Linked DNA regions of Homo sapiens: region 2 is linked to region 1. A link is a loop called in an ENCODE intact Hi-C map of the cell type or tissue named here. Cell type or tissue: chondrocyte. All regions are shown on one strand. Each heading gives the region's core, and the rest is flanking DNA. Links, peaks and the distances in the headings are about the cores only.

What was found. Hi-C counts contacts between places; a loop is a spot of excess contacts. Peaks named below come from ENCODE experiments on the same cell type or tissue, not always from the same donor. Only the 100,000 strongest peaks of a DNase experiment are listed, where the experiment ranks them.
Region 2: it touches region 1 in a loop (2.4-fold over the local background); 3 of 110 quality-filtered maps call a loop at or near these places.

Annotation. Positions count from the first base shown.
Region 1 is chr10:44,858,716-44,869,341 of GRCh38, reverse strand. The region is part of intron 2 of TMEM72-AS1 (TMEM72 antisense RNA 1); the gene reads left to right. Among named protein-coding and RNA genes, the nearest start is that of TMEM72, 47 kb to the left of the region's middle. In chondrocyte, for the core only: CTCF peaks have their summits at 4,117 and 4,333 (motif pointing right); no DNase peak of the experiment used is centred there.
Region 2 is chr10:44,041,630-44,052,255 of GRCh38, reverse strand. No RefSeq gene overlaps it. Among named protein-coding and RNA genes, the nearest start is that of LINC02659, 130 kb to the right of the region's middle. RefSeq lists enhancers at 3,045-3,214, 9,793-10,313. In chondrocyte, for the core only: CTCF peaks have their summits at 5,341 and 7,628 (motif pointing right); no DNase peak of the experiment used is centred there.

The DNA.
Region 1 (10,626 bases), core at 1,954-6,953:
TTTATGAATGTTTACAGCTTTGTTTAGGTATAAACAACACAGAATAAATTGCACATGTTTAAAGTGCACGATCTAAGTTCCGACATATGTCTACATCTATGAAATCACCACCACAATCACTATAGTGGCCCTATCCGTCACCCCACACATTGCCTCCTGTCCCTTCTAGTCCTCCATTCTGCCCTCCCCATTGCGTCTCTGCACATGGGGAGCCTCTCCACAAAATATCTGCTTTCCATCAGTATAGCTTAGTCTGCTCGAATTTTATATAAATAGCATCTAACAAAAACCCTTTTTTTTGTCTGGCTGCTTTCAGTCAGCATAATGATTATGACTTTTTTCCATGTTGCTTGTATCGATGGTTCATTCCTCTTTACTGCTGAGTAGCATTCCACTGAATGAATCACCACATTAGCTTATCACAAATAGTTCCTCCTATATATGCTTATAGAAGATTCATTGTTTTGTTTTGAGTGAATTTTGGTAGGTGCTGCAAAATATGAATTTAATTCATTTTGATTCATATGGATATCAAATTGTTTCCATTTGATAGACTGGAATAGACTATCTTTCCCACGTTGGATTACCTTTGCACCTTTGTCAAATCTCAGTTGCTCTTATGTGTCTGGGCCATGTGTAGCTTTTCTTATTTAGGGACATTTGTCTTTCAGAATAACTTTGTCAGTTTCTACAAACCCCCCTACTCCCTGCTTTGGGGGCTTATATGGGGACTGATCATTTCTTTTTACTGCTGAGTGGCATTTCATTGAATGAATCGCCTCAGTAAGCTTCTCACAAATAGTTCTCTCTATATTTTCTTCTAGAAGTTTCATTTTTTTTTTTTTTTTGCATTTTGGGGGCAAAGTGACATATTAGTGGTATTAGATATTCAAGTGGAGATGCCAGGAGGTAGAGAGGAATCTAGGGTACAGGGAGGGGGTCTTTTGATCTTTATATCAATTTGAGGGCAAATTGACATCTTAGTGGTATTATATTTTCTGATCCATGAATGCAACGTATCTTCCATTTTTTGAGCTCTTTAAAATTTTTTTCTGAGCAATGTTTTATGGTTTTTAGTGTACAGTTCATTCATATCATTTGTTAAATGTATCTCTAAGTATTTCATATTTTTGATGCTATTTTAAATGATACTAGATTTAAATTTTAATTTCTGATTGTCATTGCTAGTGAAAATATAAAACAATTGGTTTTTGTATATTGATCCTCTATCCTGCAACCTTATTAAACTCACTTGTTAATTCTAATATCTTTTTGTGTAGGCCACGTTGAATTTTCAATATAGAAAATCCTGTTATCTATGAATAAAGACAGTTTTACTTCTCCCTTCTAATCTCAATGCCTTTTATTTCTTTCTCTTGCTGTATTGTATTTGCTAGAAAATGTTGAAAAATGTTGAAAAGAAGTTGTAAGAGTACATAGTTTTGTCTTGTTCTTCATCTTAGGGGAAAAGCATTAAGTCTTTTAGTATTAATGGTAATGTGGACAGAAGGTTTTGTAGAGGCCGTGTACCAGGTTGAGGAAGCTCCTTCTACTCCTAGTTTGTTGAGAGAGTTTATGTCCAGAATGCATGTTAGATTTTTGAAAATGCTTTTACTATGTCTATTGTGACACTTCTGTGGTTTCTCTTTTTTAATTTCAAAATATGCTGAATCACATTAATTGATTTTCAAATTATAAATCAACCTTGCATTTCTGGCATGTAACTCATTTGGTTATGATCTTTCATACTGTTGGATTTGATTTCATTTGCCGAAATTTTGTTTAAAGTGTATTTTGGTATAAAGTGTATATATAGACCCAGGTGCGGTGGCTCACACCTGTAGTCCTAGCACTTTGGGAGGCCAAGGTGGGCAGATCACTTGAGGTCAGGAGTTTGAGACCAGCCTGGCAACGTGGTGAAATCCTGTCTCTACTAAAAATACAAAAATTAGCTGGGTGTGGTGGCGTGCCTGTAATCCCAGCTACTCAGGAGGCTGAGGCAAGTGAATCGCTTGAACCTGGGAGGCAGAGGTTGCAGTGAGCCGAGATCATGCCACTGCATTCCAGCCTGGGGGACAAGAGCAAAACTCCGTCTCAAATAAAACAAAATAAAATAATATATATATATGTGTGTATATACACACACACACAAAATTTGCATTCATATTCATAGAGATAATAGTCTATAGTTTTCGTTCTTTGTAATGTCTTTGGTCATGGTACCAGAGTAAAACAATTTGAGAAGTGTTCTGTCTTTTACAATTTTCCAGGAGTGTGTATGGAATTGATGTTCATTCTTCCTAAGTTGGATAATAAAGTTATCTGGGCCTGGAGGTTTCTGTGTGGGAAGGTTTTAAAGTACAAGTTTAATGTAAAAAATAGACATAAGACTAATTCAGATTATCTGTTTACTCTTAAGTGCCGATAGTGTCTTTCAAGGAATTTGTCTATTATATTTAATTTGTCATATATATTGGTCTTAAGTTTATCATAATATGCTCTTAATTTTCTTTTTAACATCTGTAGAATCTATAGTGATAGATATCACAATTCCCATTTCTGATTTTAGTAATTTGAGTCTTTTCTCTTTTTTGGGGGGATCAACCTGACCAGGAGTTTATCAATTTTATTGATCTTCTAAAAACAAACAAAAAACTCCAGCTTTTAATTTCATTGATTTGTCCCTTTTGTTTTTCTCCTTTCTATTCCACTGATTTATGATATGATCTTCCTTTCTCTCTCTCTTTCTCTTCCTTTCCTGCTGTAATCTTTCTTTCTCTCTCTTTCTTTTCCTTTCGTGCTCTGATCTTTCTTTCTCTCTTTCTCTCTCCTTTTCCCTTTCCCTTTCCTTTCTTCTTTCTTTCTCTCTCTTTCTTTTCCTTTCGTGCTCTGATCTTTCTTTCTCTCTTTCTCTCTCCTTTTCCCTTTCCCTTTCCTTTCTTCTTTCTTTCTTGAGACAGAGTCTCTGTCACCCAGGCTGGAGTGCAGTGGTGCGATCTCTGCTCACTGCAACTTCCACGTCTCGGGCTTTAGCTACTCTCCTGCCTCAGCCTCCCGAGTAGCTGGGATTATAGGTGCACGCCCCCACGCCCAGCTAAATTTCGTATTTTTAGTAGAGACGGGGTTTCACCATGTTGGCCAGGGTGGTCTCAAACTTCTGACCTCAAATAGTCTGCCCATCTCGGCCTCCCAAAGTGCTGGGATTACAGGCTTGAGCCACTGCACCTGGCCTATGCTCTGAATTTTCTTGTTTCCTTTCTTCTTACTTTGGGTTTAATTCGCTCTTAAGGCGGAAGCTGAGATTTGAGATCCCTCTTCCTTTCTAACCTAGTGTAGTGCTATCATTTTCCCTCTAAGTATTGCTTTAGCCAAATCCCACCCATTTTGACAGGTTGTGTCCTGGCACTTCGTCCACTGATTGCATTTTCTCTTCATTATGGGTAATTTTTTTCTCCCTCACTTCATGCATGGTCATTTCTTACTGGGTGGTAGACATTGCCACTTTTTTCTTGTTGTGTGCTGGATGTCTTTGTTTTCCTGTGTGTATTTTCAGGCTTTGTTCTGGGGTACGGTTAAGTTACTTTGTAACAGTCTGATGCTTTCCGGTCCTGCCTTTGACGTTTCTCAGATGGGGATAGAGCTGCGTTTAGTAATAACTGCTCCCACCCCTGAAGCAGGGCTGTCCCGTGCCTCCTGAGTGGTGAGCCTGCAGTCTGGCTGATGGGGGAGGCGCTGTTCCCGCCCTGTGCAAACACAGGCGGATCTTCCCTCCAGCCCCACGGGGATCTTTCTGGGCCTCTGGCAGCTTCCTCGCCTGCACGTGCTGAGCCGCCCTGCTGCACCCTGGCCGCAGCCTTTGTGGATCACTGGAGTTGTGTCTGTGCAGCCCCCTCTTCCTCCAGGGACGCCGTGCCTGCCCTGAGGACTCGGCTTAGTCCCTCAACTCGTGAGGGTGAGCTCATGGGGTCAAGCCCTGTCCGGGTTCCCGCACCTCCTGTGCTGTGGCCCGGAAACTGTCTGGGTAGTAGGATCACTGTCCTCTGCATCTGGTGTGCTGGGTTTTGAAAACGGTTGTTTCTATAGTTTTGTTGGTTTCCTCCTGCTTCTTTCAGGTGGGAGGATAACTCTGGTCCCGGTTATCCATTTTGGCCATTCAACCTCATGGCAATCTAACAGGTAGCGGCTGTTCTTCCCCCCACGTGACACAGGAGAAATCTTCCGCAGGCTGTTTTCAGTGACTTCCCAGGGCAGCCCTCTGGGAGGCGGCGGTGTCGGATGGAGTCGGCTTCGCTCAGAGCGCTCCGGTTCTGGGCTCCCGCGCGGCGTCCGCCAGGGGGCAGCAGAGGCCCGGGATAGTTTGCACAACGCCCGGCTTTGCACTCGTGGCTTCGTTCTCGGGATCCGTGTTTTCGCTCCCATCCTTTCACTGCTTTTGTCTCCACTCCTGGTGACTGCTTAGCTCTAGGCTTGGTTGCCGCACAACTTTGCGTCTTGGACGCAGGGCCGAGACGCGTCTGGATGCTTTGTGACGAGTCAGCCAAGAGCAGCAGTCACGGGGCTCCTGAGATCCGGTATGTTTGCTCCGGACTCGCCTCCTCCGTCTTGGCTCCGCCCGCCCCTTAGTTTGGCTTTGTTCTCAAGCTGGTGTCCCTCGTGGTTCCAACCTCACACATCACACCCTCCGGAACGAGAGAGAGACTCTTTCCAAAGTCATCAAGGAGGAATACTGGCTTCGCTGGGTGGACCCACCTTGGGACACACGCCGTATCCTCCCCCCAAACCCAAGAGCGGCTGATTGCTGCAGCAAGGCTTGGTTTGGGCTGGGATCCCTGATCATTCTTGAATCAATGTTGTTTGCGCTAAGGAGATGAGATTCTGCTAATTAGCCCAAACTAGTGTGACTTACCCCTGCAGCTGGGGTGGGGGCCAAACCCCTCAAATCACACCCACTCCACATTAGGGAAGGAGTGGAATGCTAGTGAGCCTTCCCACAGTGTTCAGGACGTTGTCAAAGACAGAAGCGCCCAGAGGCCAGCGAGTGTCAGGGCAGAACGCTCAGGCCATGCGCGCTGACGAGCACTCGGTGTGCGACCAGGTGGCCAAACGCTCACTGCACAGGCTCCGCCCTTTGAAGAGAGGCAGCCCGTGGGTGCGCAGGCTTGGCAAGCTCTGCTTTGCGAAGGAAGGATGGCGGGAGCTGGATCCGACACATTTGTAGACAGCCTAGCTCATCTGCTCTCTTAAAATGAATCAATCATCCACCAGGCGTTGTGTGAGGACTGCATATGTGCCAGCAGGACTTCAAAAAATGTCCTGTTTACTAGGGAGAGAAACAAGAAAACCAATAAATGCAGTATAGCATCAGACATTCTGAGAGAAAGAAATGTATATGGAACTGAGGTTGCTGAAAGGGAGACCACACTTTCCCTAGCCCGGGGAGGCTAAGAAATGCAGTCAAGAGGAGGATGTTCCCAGAACGTGAGGCACAGGGAGGAGAATGAAGTGGGTGTGGGAAAGGGGCGTTCCCGCGTCCTAGGGAAATAGGTGCAAAGACACAGGCAAGTTAGAAAGCCTGTCACTTTGGGGGCAGCCTTTCTTTCCTTTTTAAGCAACTCAGGATTTTTACGTTGGTTGAAGTTACTTGATGATTTCAAATCAGTGCTGACGTTATGCTTAAAAGAAATAAAAGGTCAAAGAAAGAGTATGGTAGGAGTAATTCAGGTGGTTACTTTGAACAGTTTCTATAGACAAGAACTCCGCAGCCACTTTGACGCACACCGCAAGCCCCAGCTACGCTCAGGTGCAGGCAGCGCAGAGTCCTCCGCCAGGGGAGCCACCTGGTGGGGGCCAACCGCAAACCGTGTGTGGTGTGGAAAAGCTCCAATTCCTTTGCTCTCCAGCCTAACTCATACTCACTGGATAGGGTATAAAAAGGTCTGTAAAAGACCTTCACAAACTAAAATCTGGTTATAGCTGCAATCTGGCTTGGCAATTCATGGATCGCTGGCTCCCCGTCCCTCTGCACTCACAATGACTGCAGGGTGGGACAGTTTCTCTGCTTTTTGAAAAAGGAAATCTGCTTTCCTAGATCTTGATGGAATATACAAAAATGGTTTAGTGCCATAAGCTCCTTCTCTAAGCAGGCAGCTCAGGGAGCTGATGCCAATTGGTTACTCTTGTAGAAATTTCGTGAACTACAGTAAACCATTCGCTAAGCCTTTCTGACATCTGGAGCAGCCTCCTTCCTGCCACTGCCTTTTCTCTTGGCAGGAACACAGACCCTAGAGGGACAAAGGGTGGCAGAAGTCACCAGAAGCTGTAACATACTGCAGCTGCACGGAGACCTGTGCCTGTTCATACTCCTCAACTCTCGGCTCCTGGTGGGCTTGTCTTTGTACCCCATGGAGCCCACCCAGCTTTCAGCCAGTGCCAATGTGCATTTTAAATCAAACTTTAATGGATTTAAGATGCATATATTCTCTTTCTCTATACTCATGGCATCAGGATCTCAAAGACTACTCAATAATTTTTCATTTACTCATTCATTTATGCAAAAAGTATTTTTAGACCCTGTGCTGGGTACAATAGTGTACAAAGCCAGATAGAATTGCTGTGTTCATAGGGCTTGGCATCAAGCAGGAAGATCAATACACAGGGTGCAAGGGACATGAAGCCCGGTCACAAAAGCCTTCCTGGAGAAATGGGCGCCCAGCTTGAAGGCAGGAAGGCAGGGCCTTGGCCAGAGGCAGGGGGAGTCTGGAGTGAGTAGAGATCTGCAGGGGTTGTGTGTGGAGGAGCCAGGCCAGCCTTGAGAGCCTGTGGTGCTCTTGAGCCTGTCAGCTGTAGCTGGGGCTGGGAGGCTTTGGTCAGGGTTCGTGGGAAAGCAGAAGTGCTCCAGCTATTTCAAGTAGAGAGAGATTTAATATGGAGAGCCAGGGCCTTCTCAACCATGGGAGGGAGTTGGGGAGCAGAGATCAGGAAGACTGCCTCACGACATCGAGAACAGAAATGGAAAGGAAGTCATCACCGGCAACCCCAGCAGCCTGCAGTGCCCAAGCAGGTTGCTCTCAGGGGAACACCTGGAACTCCGAGAGCTGTGTGCTCCTGGAGGCCAGCCACCTGCAGTGCCCGTGGGGGCTTCTTAGAGGAAGCCCTGGGAGGCCAGAGAGAGAGTGCTGCTGATGGCTGTGGCTGCAGGACGGAGAAAGACACTCCCTCTGACACCCTAGAATGTGAGCTACGCACGGGCTGAATCTAATCTGGCCTCCGGCAGGGACAGTGATTCTGTGGCTTCAGACATGTCCCTGAGAAGCAGAGGATGGTGTAGCAGGCACCAGAAAATGCTGATGATGACGATGATCCAGCAAAATAGTTGGTGGAGAAGGAGCTGGGCTCCTGTCTTGCCTCTGCCACTTACTGGCTGTGTGCCTGTTTCTAGGCCTCAGTTTCCTCCTCTGTAAAGTGGGGATGACAGTACTACCTGCTTCATGCAGATTATGAAACATTAGACAAGATAATGAGTAAAGTTTTTAGCATACTACTTTGCATGTAGGTTTTGGTGGTTTCTGGTTATTATTCATAGTGATTTTTTCAGTAATTATATATTGAAAAGAAAGCTGAAAACCATTAAAGGATGTTAAAAACACCATGGAAATGTGCTTATCTTTTTAAAAAGTTGCAGTAGCTTTGGGAAGTCACCAGGAATGGCAGCCACGTGGCTCCAAACTGACTGCTGTGTGGCAGGGACCGCCAGGGTGGGGCTGGGTCCAGCTCAGAGTCATCCTGCTGAGCTTTCAGCCCCCAGATCCTTATCAAGTCATTGTGAATCTCAGCGCATTCCAATGGGCCATGTTCATGATGCCTGTGGAGGGGTGGGGTGGTTCCCTCCACTTTGGCCCAAGGAGAGTTTGCCTTTCCCAGGACTCTGGCCAGTAGAGTTCAAGTGGTGTAATTTTCTTCATCTCTTAACTGTTTCCAGGAGTTTGCAGAGCCTTCTCCTTCCTGGCTTCCTTCTCTGCCTTGGGGGTGCCTGTGGCCACAGGAGCCCTGAGCAGGGTTTGCACTCCCAGTCTGGGGATGAACAGGAGGACCTGTCTGATGGGAGCAGCTGCCAAGCAAGGGTGGGGATGGGAGAGAACCCCCAAACAGAGCAGGCGTGGCGTCCGGGTGGGCCAGATGAGCAGGGGTCCAAGGTCAGGGTTCACAGGCTCAACAAGAAGCTTCCTCTTGGAAACCTAAAAAAGGAATCAGGACCGAGGGACATAACCACAGAGACACCAAAGGCCCAGACAACAGGCTCAGGCGGGAGCGTAGCTACTTGTGGTCATAAAGCTCTGAATGCTGCTTTAGTCTCCAGGCCCCAGGGCCTGAGCCTTCAGGACCAAGATCTGGAGCTCCTGCCCTGCTATACCAAAGGTGCTGCTGTAAACACTGTTCTGGTTCTAACTGTTTAATCCCACGCCAACTCTAGGAGGCAGGTGCTATTTAATATCATCTCCAGTTACCAAGGAAGAAACTGAGATTCAGAAAGAGAAAGGCACCTGCCCAAGGTCGCACAGCTTGTGAGCTACAAGGCTGGGACCTGGGCAGCCTGGCTCTGGGGGAAGCGTCAGGCACCAGGGTCCCTGCAGGGGCCTCTGTGCACTTTCTCATTCACATGGCCTGAAGCTCATCCTGAGGTCAGCTGGGAGACTGTGCAGCCCTCTTCAAAGGCCCATCTACAGAATTTGTGAGTCTTTGAACCATTTATTGATTGTAGAAGACAATCAGCCCAGAGAGACGTGAGATGGTTCTGTAGGAAACACTATGATAGGACAGTCAGCAGGAGCCTAGTACAGCACTGAGTATGTGTGTGTGTGTGTGTGTGTGTGTGTGTTTGTGTGTACACTCAGAAAAAAGCAAGTTCCTACTGTGGCAAAGAATAGAGGGTAAAAATGCAAACATGCGAGTACCCCTCTGACACAATGAGTTCTTTCTATCATTCATTTTTTTCTTTACCATTTTAGTGGAGGCAACATTGCCCCAAGGGAATAAACGGACATTAAATCTCTGTGTTTTGGGATTTTCCTGGCATTTTTAAATCAGGAAAGTACTATTTACAGCTACATGCTCACACACACACACACACCCTGCACACACACACACACACATACACACACACACACGGGGAGGGTCACAGCAGACAATGGCACCTGGCCCAGCGGGGTCCCCTGGATGGGAAGGCAAGTGCAGTGTGTCAATCACTTAGAGGGGCAAAGGCGGGCTAGAGGGAAAGCCCCCAATTCCTGAAGATGGTGGGGCTGGACAGGAGAGACCTTCATCCCTGTCACTTTCCTCTAAGCTCCATACCAAGTGGAAGTCACGAAGGTTAGGGTCTTGTTGCTCACCCATAAAACGAAGTATGGTGATGACAGTGATGGGACTAAGTCACACTCATGTTAAGTTGTCCAGTACCTGCGACACAGACACTGCAAGAACAGTCCCTCTAGGTGTTAGAGACAGCAGCCTCTGTCCCAAGGCATCTGTGAGAGTTGGAAGTGGTGCTTGGTAGATGGCATTGTGTGGATGGGTACTGGGGGGAGTCACATCTGCGGGTTGGTCCCTGTGCAGCACACAGAGAACGATGTCTGCGTGGACCTCACTTGATGGCTGTGACAGCCTCAGCTCACTTGGCTTCCCACACAGGAGACCTGCAAGGCCACTCACAAAAGGCGATTGATTTAGTGGCTCAGGGCGCTGGGATGGAAGGGCCTGGGGAGTCCTTCAGTGACGACCCTTCTCTCTGCGTGGCCTCAGGCCCCAGCCTCCCCACTTCTCCCAGTTCTAGCAACTGACACTCATCTCTTCTCCCCAACCCTCTTTTCTCTTTCTAATCTGTGAAAGAAAAAGTAGTCCCCACTTCCCTGGGGCTTTACCTTTAGAATTCCAAATTGTTTTACCACAACTTGGCTCTGGTAAATTCCAAGTTTTGACTTTTCTCTCTGTTGTTTAATATTTGAATTTCAAGACCCAGCTTGGAAGTTGAAGAACTGAATATTGAGGATTTTATTCCCTTGTGTTCCTGCTACATAACTCCTGATTCTCCTTCTTGCAGAACAGGCTAGAGGGTGAGTCACTGTCTCAGTCAGCTTGAGTTGCTGTAACAAATACACCCTAGGCTGGGAAGCTTAAACAGCAGACATTTACTTCTCAGAGTTCTGGAGCTGGGAAGTCCAGGATCAAGGCACTGGGAGATGTGGTATGTAGGGGGCCCTTTTCAGGTTTGGGATGGCACCTTGCTGTGGTCTCACATAAGGGAGAGCAGGGAGGTAGGGAGCAAGCTAGCTCAGGTCTCTCTCTCTCTTTTTTTTTTTTTTTTTTTTTTTTGAGACAAGAATCTTGCTCTGTCACCCAGGCTGGAATGCAGTGGTGTGATCTTGGTTCACTGCAACCTCTGCCTCCTGGGTTCAAGTGATTCTTCTGCTTCAGCCTCCCGACTAGCTGGGACTACAGGCTTGTGCCACCACGCCCGGCTAATTTTTGTATATTTAGTAGAGATGTGGTTTCACCATGTTAGCCAGGATGGTCTTGATCTCCTGACCTCCTGATCCACCTGCCTTGGCCCCACAAAGTGCTGGGATTACAGGC
Region 2 (10,626 bases), core at 2,674-7,673, 820 kb after region 1:
CAAGCTGGTTTCCATGCTAACATATAAAAAACAATACTAGATGGAAGTCTATGTATTTTCACAGAGGTTCCTGGCAAAGCCTCAAGCTGGTTTGCATTCATCATTGGTTTTGTTCTATCAAGCCTCCTAAACAAGAGAAGCTATGCTTTTTTGACATACTTTTGACATTTCAATCGGGCATGGAGATGGAAAGCCCTCAGTGTGTTTGCCAACGGCAGAGATTTATTTCACAGATCTTAAGGGGCCATAAAGAAAGTACTCAATAACCCTTAAACATCCCGCACAGTGTGAGATGAAGTCTACGGTGTGCCTTGGAGTTGAGTCACTAGTGCTTACTCAGCTGAAACGAGTTCAGCACCGTGAGTGCCAGAAATAACAAAGCATGTGTCATCTTTTAAAGAATTCCCACTCTCCCCCATTTCTCCAGGTGAACAGCTACCAGAAGCTGTTGACCCCATTCTCCAAAGCTGAGGCTGCTGCTTCTGGGAGCCCCGATGTCTCTGAATGTGGCGACCATCAGTACTCCCATACCAAGAAGGAGCAGTGACTCAGGTCACACTGGGTAGTCCTGGCCTGATGCCCAAGGCAACGGGAGTGATAGAGAGCAATAGTCAGAGGATTGATGAGCAAACAGAGCCAAGTGGATCTCAGACAGGTTCAAGGCCGTTACTGCAAATGGAACTTACACTCTTCAAACCTCAATGACATCACCTGGGAAATGGAGATCATGCTACTGTTAATAATAATTTCTATATCACAGAGTCGTGTGATGATTGAGACACTCGAGTTTGATGTGCTTACGATGATAAATACCAGTGTATATGTGCTTAGCACGTGCATAATGTTTTTAGATGGATAGTGCCCCTAAAACTTCTGACATAGTTCACGTTCTTGTTCAGGACCAAGCCAAAGCACTTGCCAAGCAGAAAGAGCAGATCTGGGCAGCTGCCACCCTCGCCAGGCATACACAGCACCCTGGGCCTGTGGACTCATCCCAGATGGGCTTTGCAGACACACAGAGGCAGATTTGCCAGCTGGTTCTTCCATCAGAATAAATAAACCCTTTCTGCTGTACCCTTTCTCTTGTTTTGGGTCATCATTAAATGGAAACAGAATAGAAACTATCCCTGTTTCTTTGTTGTTGCAGGTTGGGAGCAGTGATGACCCAGTTCAAGATGAAATTGAATCAATCCCACTTCGCTGTCCCAGATATTGTTGGAGTTTTGTTTTCCCCTCACCCTGAGTTGGGAAAGTTGCCTGAATGATTTGTGCCTGAGCGCTCTTATCTAGAGTGGAACGTAAAGTTGTGACCATTTTCACTGGGAAAATAGGTGATTTGTCTGGAGGAGAGTATCTCAAGTTCCAGACTCGAATGCTATGTGCCCTTTTATGTTAACTTCTTCACCATGGGGGAACCCCCAGGAATAAAAAGTCTCCTATTCCTCTCCTTCAAAACACCTCCTGAAACCTCACTCTTTTCAAGGACCTTACTGACATTTACTGAATAAATAATTTTTGAAGCTTTCAGAGAAGCATAGAGATGAAAAAAGCTCTAGAGATACTGATGGTTAAAATTGGAATGCATGAAATTCAGGTATGGCAGCTTGCCAGAGAGGGGACACAAATGCTTACCCGTATGGCTGATATTAACATGAGGAAGGAAGATACCGGCTGGGCACAGTGTCTATGGGCACGTCTACAATCCTGGCAATTTGGAAGGCTGAAGCAGGAAGATAACTTAAGGCCAGGAGTTCAAGATCAGCCTCGGCACCATAGTGAGACCCCCAACTCTACAAAAAAATTTTTAAAACTTAGCCAGTCATAGTGGCACACACCTGTACTCCCAGCTATTAGAGAGGCTGAGGCAGGAGGGTCACTTGAGCCCAGGAGCTTGAGGCTGCAGTGAGCTATGATCACACCACTGTACTCCAGTCTGGGCTATAGAGCAGTACCCCATCTCTTAAAGAAAAAAAAGCAAAGAAGAAGGTTTAGTGCTTTAGGATGGCCTGTGCAGATGCAGGAAGAAACTGATGAAGATTAAGAAAGCACATAGTAAGTTGCTGGGATGACAAAGAGATGTTTCCAAACCTAAGCCCAGACCGCTCCCTCTGCATGGACTGACCACAAGCAGTGCTGAAGGGTGGGTGGACAGAGCAACCAAGGCTGTTGACCCCAGCACAGAGTCTGCTGTGGGGGCATGGGGGAGGTAATGAGTCGAAAAGCAGTCAGTTTTGCCCATTAGAGTCAGGGTTCTCCAGAGAAACAGAGCCAATAGGAGGCACACATAGATGCAGAGAGTTAGCATGGGAATTGGCTTACATGGCTGTGGAGGCTGAGAAGCCCCCAGACCTGCAGCAGTAATCCAGAGACCTTGGAGAGCCACTGGTGCTGCAGTCAGAAGGCCAGCCGGCTTGAGAGGCAGGAAGACTTCGCATTTCGTCTGAGTCCAGAGGCAGGAAAAGCCAATGCCCAGCATGAAGACTGTCAGGCAGTAGGTCTCTCTTACTGGCGGCTGGTGGGAGGGCCAGCCTTTCTGTCCTTTCCAGGCCTTTAACACATTGGGAAAGTCAATCTGCTTTACTCGGTCCATGAATGTAAATGCTAATCGTATCCAAAAACACCCTCATAGAAACCCCCAGAATAATGTTTGACCAAATATCTGGCCATTGACACATAAAATCACTGAGGCCAAAACACAAAATGAGCTGTTAGAATGACCGAGCTACACTGAAATAAGTGTGAGTAGTTTTGAGCAGATGGTAGAGATAGAGCCTCACTGCCAGCAGGCCCAGCTGGAGGAGCAGTGAGAGGGCGAGGGCCCTGGTGCCCAGCACATGAAGGTGTGTGAGCATTCACTCAGGTTAGTGTATTACTTCCATCCACATGAGAATCCCTCCACCCTGCCCACGTCCCTGACTAGAGGAATTCCACCAGGCTATCTTCTCTCCCTGTCACAGGAGCTTCTCAGGCTGTCATATGGAAACAGCCCCACCCTTCCCTTCTGCTTGTACCTGGATGGAGACATTTGGGATCTAGGGCTTCAGGAGAGTAGAGGTTGTTCTATACCTCAGAGGGACAGATGCCCTGCATAATCCCAGGTTCTAGCTAGACCTGCCTGGAACTAAAAATCAGAACAGAGAGCCTCTTACAAATGTCCCTGGCCTCAAAACATGTTTCATTTTAAAATATAACAATAATAACAGGGCCCCGGGGGAATGTTATAAGAATGTGATCCAACTGCAAATGGGATGAATATCAAGACAATTTCCAAAATCAAAGGGCGCCCTATGGGACACTGAGTGAAATGGGTGCTCTCATTCAGCTTCTCAATTTTCCTTTTTCAATATGAATTCCCTAAAATACACATTAAAATGTAGCAGGGATAAGTATTTGTCACAAAAAAATCAATTGCCAAAACCATCACGCTGGATAGGGCATAAGATCAGCAACAGTTCAGGGACTTTGAAAGCAACCTAAATTCTTAGGAAATGGACTGTGTTTGCTCTAAGGATGTCATTGAGAGCTACATCACCTAGTGTCCTCTATCAAGACCTATGAGGAATATTTCTCTTAGGTCTCAGTACCAGAAATAGCTATGCCTGTCCTGAGCCACTGGCTTGTGCTTTCTTTATGGGCACCCTGACATGCAAATGATGTTACCTCCTTTCTTCTTGTTGCTAGGAAACCCAGCCACATGTGTGGGTCACCTATAGCAAGGTTGCAGGACATTCTGGAATGCATTTTATGGCCAGTATAAACTTTTGTCTGTCCATAGTTTCCCTATTCATACTATCCCTTTGCTAGTTTACATATGGCATTATATTTTTAAGAGACACCTTAAATCCTTTCAGGAATGAAGACAAGAAATAAATCATTGAATAAAGAAATACAAATAATGGTTTTTATTTACAAAACAAACAAACAAAAGGGGACCTAAGAATGTGTAAGTTCAATAGTGTCTGCACAATATGAGTCCACGGCAGGGGATGTTTCTAACAACACAGTCAGATCCCTGTCTGGAAGTTTGCGGTCCATTCCAGATGCAACATTTTAGGAGTGATGACCACCAACATCGGACACATTGGAAGAAGAAACGATGGGAGAAGAGTCTGGGAGGTTTGAGGAAGCACTGAAGAAATGTAGTTAACCTGGAGAAGTGTAGACTTGGGAGAACATTCTAGAAGTCTTTGGATTTTTGAAGACCAATCACATGGGAAAAAAATGCATTTATTCTGTTGCAATTCAGACAACAGAATTAGAATCAGGGATTGACAGCTAAAGACTGGGGCAGGTTTGAGATTAATATAGAGAGAAGTTCCAATCAGAATGTCTGTAGAACAAAAGCACGGGCGTGAAGGGGAGATGGGGGTATGTGAAAACAGGCCTGCATCCCAGGGGCAGGCCCACAGCGCCAGGTGATGGGAGTAGACATTCACAAAATCCTCTTTCCAGCATGTCTTCATGCCAAAGGAGCAAGGTGATGCCCCCAAAATCTTGGCATTTGAGGTGTCCCTTATTCGCAGTTAACTGTCCACTACACAATGTATTGCTTTCTAAAGGAAACATTTACCCAAGAGGAAAGGCCAGTTTTACTAAGGAAAGCGCCATTGTGAGAACCAGACCTTCCCGTGACGGATGATGGATGTGCGTTTGATTGGCCGGTAGTGCCTGCTGCTATGCAGATTCGGCTTCTCCACTCCACCAGGAGAGGGAAGGAAAACACTTCCCTCCACGCCACATTGCAGATCAAGACAAAGTTCACTCCTAATTGCAGCGGGACTGACCTGGTGCAGGATGGGCTGGGGGAATTAACGGAAACAAACCGAAGGATGACTCTGGCAGCACACTGATGAAGAAACCAAGAGGAAATGAAGCCAGCAAGGGCGCCCACAAGTTTATTTCAGAGTCGACAGAGCATGGACCTAACTGAGCAGAGCTTCTGATTTATGAAGTATTTTTATTATATTACCTATTTTATATTATATTGGCGGCTCTGCTCTTTGAGACAGAAAAATAAACAGCAGCCCTGCAAGAGCCTTTGGTCTAGAGAGAAGAATATAAACACAACCTTCCTGCTCTGAATGGAGATTCCTGCCAAACGTTGTTTCGGGGTTTTCAGGCTTCTGAGATTGGCCTTTGTGTTTAGGAAGGCGAGGTTCACACGAAATATAAACGGTCCTATTCTCTAAGTTTTGAAAAGGCGAAGAGCTTAAGGTTTGTTTGATAAAACCAATAGAAATGCACCATTGCCCACTGCTATAGGAAATGTGTGTTTCCTATTTTGTCTGTGCAATGGCTAAATAGCCCTGCGTTGGCACAGCCAATTCCACAAGTGGGCAGGATTCTATCGGCCAATATGATCCTGAGCCTCCCCGCCCTTTGCCATTCTTTGAGGAGCTAGAGCCTGACAGAGGTGCTGAGGAGGCAGCTCTGCCTCCCATAATGCATGTGTGTTTTCTTTTCTCAAAGAAACAATTCTTCCACTAGAGCAGATGCCAGTTCCAACAGAGAGCTCGCCGGGGGCCTTTCTGGCTCCTGCAGGCTGAACTGAGTCATTGTTCACAGTGAGTTAGTAAGGTTTTATGCTAAACATGTGTTATCAGCTTCCAGCATGCCCCTCCCTCAGTGTGTACCTGGAAGCATTCCTGCCTGCTCTCCCGCATGGGCACCCTAGTGACGAGGAGAGGCACACAGGGACCCTATGGCAAAGATGAAGTAGCAAGGAGTTTCATCGGCATACACAGGCACATGCTCTCTACTCTTCAGACTCATCTATAAACAAAGTGCTATTTATCTTCCATGAAACAAATTAAAAGCTCAAAGTCAGAATGTCTGCAGCCTTGTATGGAGTGAGTACATTTCACACTCAACATTCGTTACAGTCTGGGACCAAGGATTTCACTGCGTTTTCCTAGTGCAGTGCTAGCCCCAAACCTGTTCCCTGTAAAAGCTTGTGAATGATGAAGGAAAGAACAAACAAGTGAATAAAGGAAGGCCTCACAGATACAACTGGATCATGATCCAGCTCTTATCAAAACCAAAGCATGTACCAAACTAACCAAGCTCCAGTTCCCATCCCCAGACATGGGTCACAGTGAGGCTTGCCCTGTATTGTATGCCAGAATCATAAATTAGGATTCCTAGCAGATGAGAATGTACAGGATCAGCACTGCCACAGGGATGAAGTGGAGAGCAGTGGGTTTCTCAGAGGCTACAGAACTGCTGATGCAGAAGCCTAGGGACATTTTCCACACCCCTCGGAGAAACGGGCTGGCTGGCCTCAATTCCCCCAAGACCATTTTAATTGTAGTGAAAAATGCGTAAAATAAAATGGACCATCTTAATTTAACCCTTTTACAGTTTACAGTTCTGTGGCGTTAAATACATTCACATTGTTGTGCAACCATCCCCACCATCCATCTCCAGAACTCCTTTCATCTTGCAAAACTGAAATTATCCCCATTAGACAACAGCTCCTGATTCCTCCTCCCGCAGCCCCTGGAAACACCATTCTTTTGTTTCTATGAATTTGACTTCCCTAAGAACCTCACAGAAGTGGAATCATGCAGCACTTGTCCTTCAGTGACTGGCTTATTTCACTGAGCATGATGTCCTCCTGATCCACCCATGTGGTGTGAATCTGCCATTGTTTTTGTGCAGGATGGAATCAGAGCCTCGTGCACATCCCAAGAGGAGCCACTGCCACCCCAGGACCTCCATCCCTCCCAGCATCCTGGTCCTCACACTGGAAGGAAGCCCAACTCACTTTTTTTGGATGGCTCAATGGGGCTTCATTACACTGTAAGCTAAACTATGCTTACAAAAATGGGATCTTGCTATATAACTATGGAAAATACAAGCTTAAGCAAATAGGCATTTCCCTGCTCATGTTAGAAGGTCAAGTTGGTTAAAAGAAAAAAGGCCATGTGGATCAGCTGGTGGCCCAATTAGAAAGCTCAGAGACAGTCCAAGCCCTTGTTTTCATTATCCCAAATGAGGAAACGCGGCAGCTGGAGCTGTGTATAGCCCCAGGGCCTGGGAACAACACTCAGGCCATCTGGATTCCCCACGAAGGAAAAGCTCCGCCTTTTAGTCTCTGAAGCTGCAGGATTGAGGAGATTCGCAGAGGAAATGTGTGTTTCTGTGGTCTTGGGCCCCTCCGTCACCCACCCAGCCACTTGGGGCCCAGATAGAAATGATGGTCAGTGGGGCAGACCAACAGCCTTCTAACTACATTCCCCAGCATGCCCTCTTTTTCCTTTCCTTCTTTGAGGGAGTCCTTAAATTTCTGCTAGCTGAAGTGGCAAAAACTCCCTCGCATACCCTTACTCTGTTGCCCTCGCTGAGCAGCTGACCAAGGGCAGCGTTGCTGATCACAGACAGATAGATGGCCGAGCGAGTGGAGGAAAGCCTGTCCAACCCCAGCCCCCTCTGGACCTCAAGCGGCCTGTCTAGCCCTGGAGTGCTGAGAGTCACAGCATTTAAACACCAGGGCAGCAAGTTCTGGTGCAACGGCCTGACCCCACGTAGTCCCTGGCTCCTCTGTGAGCCATCCCCAGGGGATAGGCAACTAGCATCTAAGACCCAGGGCCCTGCTGTCCCCCTTGGTTTAAGCTTTGAGTGAGAGGATGACAGGAACAAACACCAGGGGGAGAAATGAGGCAGGGAGGACCTGCCTGCCGGTGCCCAGGGAGCGCCCAGGAGAAGGATCATAGCCCAGGCCCCTCTCAGCCCAAGACTTTGTCTACTAAACAAGCTGGGCCTCCTTTGCTCCCCTCAATCAAACTCACAAATCAAAACATGCTGAACTAATATCCCCTAATAGCCAATAATCCATCAACAAAAGTTAAGTTGTTGCTTGAACAATCTTCCCCCTGAGGGAGTGGGTGTGTTTAAAAGTACTTCATAAATTATCTAAAAGGAAATATGAGTGTTTCTAGTTGTTGGAAGAGTCCTACCAGGACAGGAGAGCATGCCCAGTGTCCCTGTGTGCCTGTGCGTGCACTTATGGACACTTCCCCAGGCCTGTCCAGCTGGTCAGCATTTCAGGAGAAACCTGACCCTCCCCTTGGCCATTCCCATCTCCTCCTCCCCACACTGAAATTCTCACTGGGAAAATTTGCGGGATCTTTTTTCTGTGATTGTTTTCTTGATAAACCGTCCATGCATAGTGTTTGAATGTTTCATGGTTTCATTGCTTCAGAGTTCCTGGGAAAACAATGTCATAGGGGGTGCCTGAAAAATGAAGCTAGAAATAATTGCGGAATGAACAAGGAGTCGGCTCCATTCTTACTCCCTGAATTCCAGGAAAGCGGGGATGTGGCACAGCCCTGTGTGGAGCAGGTGCCTGGCAGCTGGCCCAGCACACAATGGGCCCACAAATGTGCCCAGCTCCCTGGGTGAGAGCAGAATGATGGGAGCCCACCGCCCATGCCCTGCGGAGGGTGTGCCCAGCCTCGGACAGCCAGCAAGACAGACGCGGGCTCCCCTCTGCCTTTCACCCAGAATCAGGGCTCAAACAATATCCGAGCAGGAGGGCCAAACTAAAAGCCACGTTTTTGTCAGAAGATTTGCCACATCAGCCCTAGAGCGCTTTGCTCCCCTCTGCAAAGCAGATCCTGGGCCCGGGCAGAGGATGCTGCAGGGAGAAGCCCTGGGATGGACTGGGAGGACCAGAGCCCGAGAGGCGGGATGGACTGGGAGGGCCAGAGCCCGAGAGGCAGGAGCCCTGGCCTGGGTCCCTGCCTGTGCCTGTCTCTCACCAGATGCATCACTGGCACCCGGGTCCCCCGTTTGACCCAGTGTCCTCACCTGACCAACAAGGTGAACAACTGCTCTGAGTCATGGAGAGAACATGTCAACAGTGAAATCCCTGAGGATGGGAATAGGGATGGACAAGGCTAAATCAAGGGGTCCCTGGGCTGAGCTCTTCCTGGGAGTCAGGCACATTGGAGTCATAGGAGTAGATGGCTCACCTAACACAGACCACAACATCCTTTCCTTGGCTACAGTGAAGACCCCAAAATGTGGGTCCACCTCTTCATTGACGTGTCTTTTGTTTCCTACATATTTCCTTTATTCGTATCTTTGAAGACTTACCTGGTGCATTGGGGAGGTTGGGATGCAGATTTGGATCCAAGCCATGCCAGGCACAGGAGACAGAATCAGAGAAGAAACTGCCAGGAGGTGGCATCAGCACAGTGAACAGGGGCGATTCCTACCTGTGCATTTGGAAGTGGGGGCACAGGAGCAATGCAGCCAGAAGTGTCCATGTGGGGCTGAGCCCTGCTAGGACCAAAGAGGGACAGGGTGGGGACCTCCAAATCGGGTCCTCCAAATCCCCAAAGCTGCCACTGAAACTTCTCTGCACCCCTAAACTGATGCTCAATATTTCAGTTTTCCCTGTATCTTTAGGGGTCTGACAGGAGAAAGGAAGGAATATTGGGGACCAGGTTTGCTTAATAGGTCTGTAATTCTTGCCCCTGCACCCACATTATTAGAGGGGTTACCAAGCCACAGTGTGATGAGCCCACAGGAGCAAGAACTGGGTCTGTCCTATCCACTGCTACTCTTCCAGGGCCCCATGCAGCACTTGGCACAGAACTGATGTTCAGTGAATGTTTGCTGATTGAATGAATGGGCATTATGGGCTACTCCTTAGGTCTCACAGCAGGCAGTAGACACTGATGTGGCCAATCCTGCCCAGGCCTTTCCAGGTGGAGCTGGAATCTGACAAGTAATGTCTCCACCTTCACGCATCAGGGAAACCGGGAGATTTCAGCTTTCTGTCTGGGTTTCTACTGACACCCTGCTCAGTATCCCAGCTTTAGCACTGGAGTAGGGTGAGGATGCTGCCCTGTGGGATCTGGGAACTTTGACTCTGAGGAGGCTGGGCCCAGACAGACTGATAACATTGCAGATTGGCCTGTGTTTCTGAGCCCAGGGCAACTGGGGCTGGGAACTGCCAAAAGAAGCACTCTTTTATGCACATCCACTTTGGCTCTTATTTAGTCATGCTGGCCTTGTTTTGCAGAACAAAGGATCCAGTACCTCTGTCCCTGGCTCTCAGGAGCTCAGTGTAATGATGGATAATAGTTCAAGACCCTTGATCCACAGTATGGAAAGGTATGTTCCCTGGGGGCTGGCTGCTCCTGTGTGCTTCAACTTAATATTCACCACATTCTGTGCACACAGCACATAATGTCTCTTTTATATATGTGCAGTCTGAGGTTCAGAAAATTGGTGACTTGACCTACCTGGAACCAACTGCAAGATTTAGGCCTTTTTGCCTTGCTTTGAAATTAGAAATATCACAATTCTTCAAATCTCCTTTCTGAAACAAACTCACTGGTTCCAGTCTGAACACAGCCCCCAAATGTCCCAATCAGCCAAAAAGCATCAGCACATCCATTGCCTTGGCCAGTGCCTTTTCTGTAGGAAAAGGTGTTAGACTGAGCATCAGAAGATAAACGTTTGATTTCCCAATGTGAATTTTACTGTTTCTTTGATGTTGGGATAGTCCTTTTATCTCTCTATAATTTAGTGACCTCACTTTTTTGTTTGTTTGGTTTTTGGTTTTTGTTTTGAGAGAGAGTCTCACTCTGTTGCCCAGGCTGGAGTGCAGTG